3 separate regions of the Homo sapiens genome follow, and all the other regions are linked to region 3. The links are chromatin contacts, found by Hi-C or POLR2A ChIA-PET in ENCODE. All regions are on one chromosome and are shown on one strand. The core of a region is the stretch at or near the end of the contact, and the rest is flanking DNA. Distances in the headings are between cores, read along the strand shown. Region 1 overlaps WDR20 (WD repeat domain 20). Region 2 overlaps DYNC1H1 (dynein cytoplasmic 1 heavy chain 1). Region 3 holds the start of LINC02320 (long intergenic non-protein coding RNA 2320).

Region 1 (2,700 bases), core at 152-2,651, 450 kb before region 3:
ACATAAATGATTTTAAATTTCCAATTCAAGTTGCTGAGTAACATAAGCAACAATCGGTAGAAGAGTTCCCATCCTAAGTGAAAACGGCCCTAAGTCCCCAGTTGTGCAGAGGGCCTACAAACTTCCATTTCCTCATCCTACAGAGAAACTGAGGCCCAGGAAGAGGTGGTGATCTGCCCAAGGTTCATAATGCTTACAACTTCACCTTTAACCATATCTAGCTGTTTCTCCCTTTTCAATCACCCAGCGTCAGCTAGAACAAGCTACTGAATCTGTAATGTCTAAAATTTCAATAAACAACACGTGTAGCAGTAATTGTATATCATATGACAGCATTTTGGACATAGTACACTGCTGTGTTTCAAACAGGAAGCAAAAGAGCTAGAGTGAGAGAACATTAAACATATCTTAAACATTAATGGAGATCAGCTACTAAAACAAGTGGCCAAAATGCTTGACTTGGCTTCTGTAATTCAAATAATCTCTGATCCAACCAGGCGTGAGCTGAAGAATACAGCCTCAAATCAATTTGGGTAACAGAGAGCTGATCTTCCAAATACTAGTGTGAGGAAAAGCTTTGATCTCGCCTTCATCGGAAGTTCAACAGCATTAGTTCATCACTGCAACTACTCACTTGGCACTTGTGCTGTTAGTCATTTGTCATATATGTCGAATATCCTCAAATAACCTAAAAAAAATGTTCATGGCACAACTTTCTTTTTTTTTCTCTCTCTCTGAGACGGAGAGCTCTGTTGCCCAGGCTGGAGTGCAGTAGCGCAATCTCGGCTCCCTGCAACCTCCACCTCCTGGGTTCATGTGATTACCCTGCCTCAGCCTCCCAAGTAGCTGAGATTACAGGTATGTACCACCTGTATATTACAGGTATGCACCACCTGTATATATATGTATTTTATGGAATAAAAAAAGTCTAATTCTGTTTGGGCCATATATTTATTTACATGTACATATTTGCAAAGAAAACAGTTTGAAAAGATATTCACCAAAATATTAAAAGTGTCTACCATTAAAAGAGGGGGTAATATTTAGATAATATTTTTTGCCTTTTTGTCAATAATCATATATTATATATAATTTTTTAATAGAAAAAAATAACCAAAAAAACTACTAAAACTATTTCAAAATTATTCTAGTAGTTTAAAAGCATGTCATTGCTTGGTATTAGGGTCACAGAAAAATCTGTGACTTGATGAACAGTAAAATTCACAATAAAAGGAAGCTTACTGTAACACTGAGCAAATGCATGAATGGGAATGATATATCATCAACAGATGATAATATATTCCAAACAGGCCAAATCATAAAGTTTCACACCAATTAAGACCACAGGAGTCTATTACTCATCTTTCTGTGGCATCAGTGACATCACTCAATGAGAGGAGAGAGGCCAGGAAAATTATTTAAAGAAGCCAACCATTCAGGCAACAGATGAGGAAGCCATGGCTAGTTCTTTTGTTTTACTCTTCAAATGGCATTCAGTGTTAGAACAGTTCACTGTGTGCTCTTAATTTGCTACAGTGGCAAATAAAGATAGCTTTCCCCAGAGTCCTCTTTGGGAAATCCAATCTGTTCCAAGTTTAGCTCCCTATTTTTTCTCTAATATATATTTATAATATGAATCCATATCTTTTTCATAAGAACTGAACTGAGAATTTATCACCAATTTTACAGTCTTCTAAAGATTCTAGGAAAACTGAATCCTACACTACCCTTAATCCAGAAGAAACAGCTAAAAGGGTTACACAGTGAAATTTGTTTTCAAGTATTCAGTAATATTTTTAGCATTTAGAAGTTAAAATCTTGAAACCTGAAATAAAAATATTACACTGAAAGGGAAAGGAGGTGTATTTGTAGTCTCAATAAGGGACAGTGCTGTATTTAAAATGTAGGTTAGCAGGCCAACCCACTTAGAACTGAATAGGAAGCTCCACACTGAAGGCTAAAATCAACCATAATCCAAAACTTAACGCTTGTCAACAATTCCACATATGCTATGGCTATGCTCTATGCTAAGCTTACCACTCATGATCTCGTATAATGCACTGCAGTCTCATATGACGTAATATATAGAATTAAAATTTTGCAACTACTAGCTTAAAAGTTAAATATAAAGCTATTCCCAAAGAAGTAGACTACAGAAGCAACTCATTTCCCAGTGTGAATAATTCTGTAATATATTTATAATATGGAAAAATCTTATGTAATCTAAGTCTTACATCAGGGGATCAGATAATAGATAAAGCTGGAGTGGCACTTTAAAAAGTCACCTCAGGTGAATGGTCATTAAAAAAAAAAAGTCACACTTGTTCTCAAGATGCTGCAACTCAGACCAAAGAAGTTAACTGCCTAAAATCATACAACCAATTAACACAGCAGCTCAACTCGGAGCTCTGATCTCATTCACTGTAAGTACACCATGCCCAGGAAACTAGGAAGAGCACTAAGGTAATCTAACCCAAAGCCCTCATTTCTCAGTCTCCTTCTCCTCTCACCTGTGGTCTTCTTGCTTCTACATCAGACAGTAACTACCAGACAGAACCTGAAATTATTCTATTATTTATAACACAGTGCCATGAACTACAGAAGACTTACCCAAACTCATTAAATTTAGGATAAACCAAATGACACTCATCTGGTTAAAGTTCATAAGTTATGTTCTGAATGCTGCCAGCCTTCTTCAGG
Region 2 (2,700 bases), core at 116-2,615, 290 kb before region 3:
AAAAATATAAAAATCAGCCAGGCGTGGTGGCACATGTCTGTAATCCCAGCTACTCTGGGGGCTGGGGCACAAGAATTGCTTTGAACCCAGGAGACGGAGATTGCAGTGAGCTGAGATCATGCCATTGCACTCTAGCCTGGGTGACAAAGCGAGACTCTTGTCTCAAAAAAAAAAAAAAAAAAAAGAAAAAGAAAAAAGAAATGGGAACTGTGATGTGTGTAGTTTTAGAGGTGTAAGACTTACTACAAGGCAAGCAGGCGAGACTGTGACTGCGCTGCTGTGTGAGGACCTTTTGAGAAGCTGACTGTAAGATCTCCTATGCAGGCTACCAGGTGAGGGTCTAGTGAAGGCAGGTATATACTTACTGAAGCCAATCTGAATTTGTAAGCACAACTGCTGTTGCGACATTTGAATTTAAACAAAATTCTCTGTGGTACTAGAAATCTGTGAAAACTATATTGTGGGAGACAGGGTCTTGCTCTGTCACTCAGGCTGGAATGCAGTGGCACGATCATGGCTCACTGTAGCTGCAGCCTCCCAGGCTCAATCGATCTTCCTGTCTCAGCCTCCCAAGTAGCTGGGACTACAGGTACACGTCACCACACCTGGCTAATTTTTTATTTTTTGTAGAGATGGGGGTCTCACTATGTTGGTCAGGCTGGCCTTGAACTCCTGGGCTCAATGATCCTCCTGCCTCGACCTTCCAAAGTGCTGGGATTATAGATGTGAACCACTATGCCCAGCCAATTTTTTTTTAATTGAAAAGGGGAGAGTGAAGGTAGCTGACATAGCAACAATAACAAAAGACTGTTTAAAAAGCAGCAGAACTCCAATAAGAAATAAAAACAGGGCTGCCACAGCCAACATACTCTGCACTCTGCCTTGCCTGCTCATCTCTTACAGTGGCTGTCAGTAATGTACCCGGTGTTGCCCAAGAATGCCAAGGACTCGGGTTGGAAACCCAGTGATTACAACTAGGCAGTATTCTGAGACTCCTTGTACAGTAATGACAGGAAAAACTGCAGGATGACACCTGGTCCAGAGGCACAGCTGCCAAACACTTAAGCATTTCTTAGTCTGGAGGGAACCATCTGCCAAGTCATCTTACTGCAATTCAAACCACAAAACCTTCCACAGTTGATGCCGATCAGTCATCCGTTAGCAATTTTTTCCCTTAAGTATTGGTCACTTAACTAGAAAAACTCAAAACTTACAAGACAAGAATTGATCCAAGTGGGCAACAGGTAAAAGAGAAAACCAGTGCCCCAGAGCTGCAGCTGCAAAGCCTTTGATGAGAACACAGACTGAGAAACAGGAAGAGGGGTGGTGGTTACGGAACACGCACACTGGGCAGTTGTTGGGAGACCTTTTAACTCAGCAGTGAACCCGTGCTCTGGTAAGGTTATCACAGGCAGCTGCTACCTTTTGTGGTCCCACCTGACAGTTTAAAAGGTTTATTAAAGTGCCCCGTTTTTTGACTTCTATGATGTATCTTTAAAAAAAAAAGTACCCTGTTCACAGCCACAAGGTTTATGAAAGTGCCTTGTGTAAGCAGACAGTGGTGGGCCAGCCGGTGCATTCAGCGCACTGTGACTTTGTTACCCTGGGGCAACTGTGACCAGTGTCCAGACGGGAGGCTGCCCTGGCTGACTCTGCTCCTTCCACCACTGGCACCACCTGGCTCTAACTTAGGCAGACCACCCCTGCAAAGACCCCAGCTTCGACAGCTGTAAGAACTCAGAGCAGGGGAGAATGGGACCAACTGGATCCTCGGCTTCCCTTACCTATCTTGGAAGAGACGCAGAGCTTCATGTGCCCAAATCCGAATGAGGCCTTCAACAGGCAGGGTCTCCAGAGGTCTCAGCGCTTCAAAGATGCCTCTCACCCACCTAGTCATTTCACGGGGTGAATAGATATAGTGAGGTTGTGTATCCTGGGTGAATCTCTCCTATGGCAATGAGAAAAATGGAAGGTACACGTAAATATCTTAAGACACAGAGAAGTGGTCAAAAGGTAAAATGTGGCAAAACATGTTTACATTAAAGAACCTAGACCCTGAAATATTTAAGAAGATAGCTGGACATGGTGGTGGGTGCCTGTAGTCCCAGCTACTAGGGAGGCTGAGGCAGAAGAATCGCTTGAACCCAGGAGGCGGAGGTTGCAGTGAGCCGAGACTGCGCCACTGCATTCCAGCCTTGGCGACAGAGTGAGACTCCGTCTCCAAATGAGTAAACAATGTTGGAACAATTGGATAAATAACTGTCCAGAACAAAGTTAGATTCAAGCTGCTCACTTTATGCTGAAATACATTATATTTAACGATTTAAATATTTAAACAATGAAACTACAAAAAATCCTTCTGAAAATACTTAAAAGCAAATTAAATACTGGGAAAAAGCATCTGCCACCTATGACAAGAAAGCTGTCCCAAAGCATGAAGAGCGAGGGAGACACAGCAGGGCAGTTGGCGGCTCCCACTCATCCCCCGCAGCCAGCGGCTCCATGGGAGGCTCAACAGAGAAATGCAAATAGCAACGAGAGTCATTTCTCACCAAATGGGCAAAGACATTTTTGTTAATGACTATTTTTTAAATGTTGCAGAATACAGGGAAGCGGGTGCTGCTGGTGGAGGCGTAGCTGGTCCAACCATCTTGAGAGCAATCTGGCAGATATGCAGCCTTTATATACATTTAGAAACTG
Region 3 (2,700 bases), core at 18-2,517:
GAGGAGAGGAACATTCTGTGAAATAATAAATCTGCTGGTTTCTATTCTTCTCCCTTTGCAGACTGAGTTTTTATTATTTTGATCCCAGTACCCATTAGAAACACAGTGTCTAAATATTGAAATGCTTTGCTTCAAAAGCTGCTAAGATACAGTGGCAAAGGTAGCCTTGCAATGAGGTTTTATCTCCAGAGTCCCAAGTTTTTGAGACAAATCCAATGACGCAGATCTTGTGGTCAAGGATGATGCAATGGCGCTCCAGGAACAATATCAGGCTCTGTGACTTGGGTGCCTTCTGGGTGTGTGGCGTGGTCTCGGTCTGACAATCTCTAGAACAACCCTACGAGGTGGTAATTATTATTCTCATGCTGCAAGGGATATCTCCCACCTCCTAGGTGGACTCAGGTCTTGTGGGGCTTAATGCTTTTAAATTTGGGCTGCCTTTTGAAGGGAAAAGACTACAAAATTATGAATACAAAATGAGGTTAAGGTCTTGGGAGGGGCCCATGCAAGCTGGGGGCTCTGCAGGTAAGCTTGTTTAGCTTCCCAGCAAATCCACCTCTGAGCTTGCAAATTACAAAGCTGGAATTTGAACTCACATCTGCTGGATGCAAAGTCCGAGGTCTTCCTGTAGCATGACCGTCTTCCTGTGTGATGAGAAACATCAGGCTGCCGAGGCCAAACAGTGGGTGCGTCACTTTCCAATGAGGCAGGTGTGCGGGACAGGAAGTGGGAGGTTCTCCTTGCAGGGGAGCGGCTGCTGCCAACATCCCAGCTGGTACCTGTCCCTGAGAATGGTTTGGCAGGTGGGGGCCACTTGAAGTCTCTGCTCCTACACCCCGTCACCCCTCCCAGGCTGCTTTCAGAGGAGGGCAAAGGGTATTCATTCCAGCCTCCAATTTCTTCCTCCCACTCCTCGAAAGCATTTAAGTGAGGAAGGCAGGGAAAACGTAGATGATTCTGCTATTGACAGGAGGCCTTTTTTTCCTGCTGGAAGTAAAAGGAGACACTCTAGCTGGGCAGCCAGCCCCACCCTCCAGGGCTCCATCTGGCCTGGCTGAGGCTGGCCAGCCCCTGCTGTGCATGGAGGGGTGCTGGGAAGCCTACCTTGCTTCACACTTTCCTCTTCCACACCCGGCCTGTGACTCATGCCTGAAACGCCTCCGTTCAAGCAATTCTTCCTTTTATTGTGAAGCACTGCTCTCTTCCGGCTCCTCCCCTAAGTCACCACGCAGGGGAGATTTAAGGGAGAGGTTATTTCCCCACCGTGTTCAGGGACAACCCTGTGATCATGGTTTTGGTCACATAGCTTCCAAGTGAGTGTTGTGCAAACATTTGCTAGGATCTCTCGGGGAGCCTGTTAGAAAAGAAACTCCTGAGCCTGCTCCAGAGCTTCTGTTCAGCAGGCCTGAGGTGGGACCATACACCTGTCTTTTCAGCAAGCCCCCCCCCACCTCTGAGGATGCACCCCAAAGCTAGAGAATTCCTGCTCTGAGCCATCTCTGAAAGCACCAAGAGCCAGGTTTGGTTTTTTGTTGTTGTTGTTGTTGTTGTTGTTGTTTTGTTTTTTTTTTAATTACACCCAGACCTGGGTACCTGAGCAATCACTGTCTCTGGAATCAGTGCAAAGTTACCGGGAGCTGCAGAGGCCCAGACAGACTGGAAGAGGGGAGAGCTTGGCTCTAACCCATGCAGCCTCCCCATTGCCCAAGTCCACCCCCAGACCACCTCCCTGCATTCAACCACGAGCTTTGTAGAGGGCAGGCATGCCCCAGGGGCTCTCAGCATCACCCCCCTGCCCCTACCTGTGACCAGAGTCTCCCTGGACTCTCAGCTCTGTCTTCCCAACTCGAAGAGCCTGCCAGGCCCCACCTGGGTACCCTTGTCCATACTGTAGCTTGGAAACCCTCTCAAGAAAGGAAGCTGGGTTAATTGCAGGCTCACTTTATTTTCCACATTCTCAGAAATCATTGTGCCTAGTTACCTGATATCCAGTGTATTAGTCTGTCCTCATGCTGCTGATAAAGACATACCCGAGACTGGGTAAATTATAAGGAAAAACAGGTTTAATAGGTTTAATGGACTCACAGTTCCACGGGCCTGGGGAAGCCTTACAATCATGGCAGAAGGTGAAAGGCACATCTTATATGGTGGTGGACAAGAGAGAATGGAACCAAGTGGAGAGGGAAACCCCTTATAAAACCATCAGATCTCGTGAGACTTGTTCACTACCACGAGAACAGTATGGGGGAAACCACCCCCATGATTCAAATATCTCCCACCAGGTCCCTCCCACAACACATGGGAATTATGGGAGCTACAATTCAAGATGAGATTTGGGTGGGGACATAGCAAAACCATATCATCCAGTGTCTTGAGAACTCTTGTTTTATATATTTGGTCCAATTTATTTTGACTTTTTCAGGCAGGAGAGGAAATCCAGTCTCTACATTCCGTCTTGTTTGGGAGTGAAAGTGTTCATTTTCTTTTAAAACAGACAATATCCTTCCAAATCTATAGTTAGTTCACTCATCCATCACTCATCCATAACCACTGTTAATATTTTGGTCTACATTCTAAGATATTTTTTTTCTGTGCATATGCGTGCACGTAGCAGGGTCACAAAATCACTCACAATACATCAGATGTGCAAAGAAAATAGAGTGTCTTCATTTTCCTACTTAATTAATCTGATCTTTCTTG

The links. Hi-C counts contacts between places; a loop is a spot of excess contacts on that map. ChIA-PET counts read pairs that join two places held with the same protein, here RNA polymerase II (POLR2A). Pooled maps may share reads with other maps.
Region 1: a loop to region 3 is called in a pooled map, with 2.1 times the contacts of the local background. The contact joins the enhancer-like site here to the promoter of LINC02320 in region 3. A Hi-C loop is called at or near these places in 1 of 50 pooled maps. POLR2A ChIA-PET finds 5 or more read pairs at or near these places in 2 of 52 experiments (activated CD4-positive, alpha-beta T cell and activated T-cell).
Region 2: a pooled map shows a loop between it and region 3 (7-fold over the local background). The contact joins the enhancer-like site here to the promoter of LINC02320 in region 3. A Hi-C loop is called at or near these places in 1 of 168 maps with a recorded cell type or tissue (PC-9) and 5 of 50 pooled maps. POLR2A ChIA-PET finds 5 or more read pairs at or near these places in 2 of 52 experiments (SK-N-SH and activated T-cell).

The regions. Positions count from the first base shown.
Region 1 is chr14:102,181,097-102,183,796 of GRCh38, reverse strand. The region is part of intron 1 of WDR20 (WD repeat domain 20); the gene reads right to left. Among named protein-coding and RNA genes, the nearest start is that of WDR20, 43 kb to the right of the region's middle. Within about 2 kb of position 1,401, at least 2 of the 41 ENCODE cell types and tissues checked have a DNase peak (open chromatin) inside an H3K27ac peak, as active enhancers do.
Region 2 is chr14:102,019,141-102,021,840 of GRCh38, reverse strand. DYNC1H1 (dynein cytoplasmic 1 heavy chain 1) reads right to left here. Exons shown (of 78, transcript NM_001376.5): 42 at 1,785-1,948. Among named protein-coding and RNA genes, the nearest start is that of DYNC1H1, 56 kb to the right of the region's middle. Within about 2 kb of position 1,365, at least 3 of the 41 ENCODE cell types and tissues checked have a DNase peak (open chromatin) inside an H3K27ac peak, as active enhancers do; they include PC-9, where a contact is called at or near this core.
Region 3 is chr14:101,729,873-101,732,572 of GRCh38, reverse strand. It overlaps LINC02320 (long intergenic non-protein coding RNA 2320), which reads left to right and starts at 1,267. Exons shown (of 6, transcript NR_184269.1): 1 at 1,267-1,519. LINC00239 (long intergenic non-protein coding RNA 239) reads right to left here and starts at 2,136. Exons shown (of 4, transcript NR_026774.1): 1 at 2,086-2,136; 2 at 1,105-1,216; 3 at 597-785; 4 at 48-337. RefSeq lists enhancers at 570-669, 1,400-1,459, 502-1,701.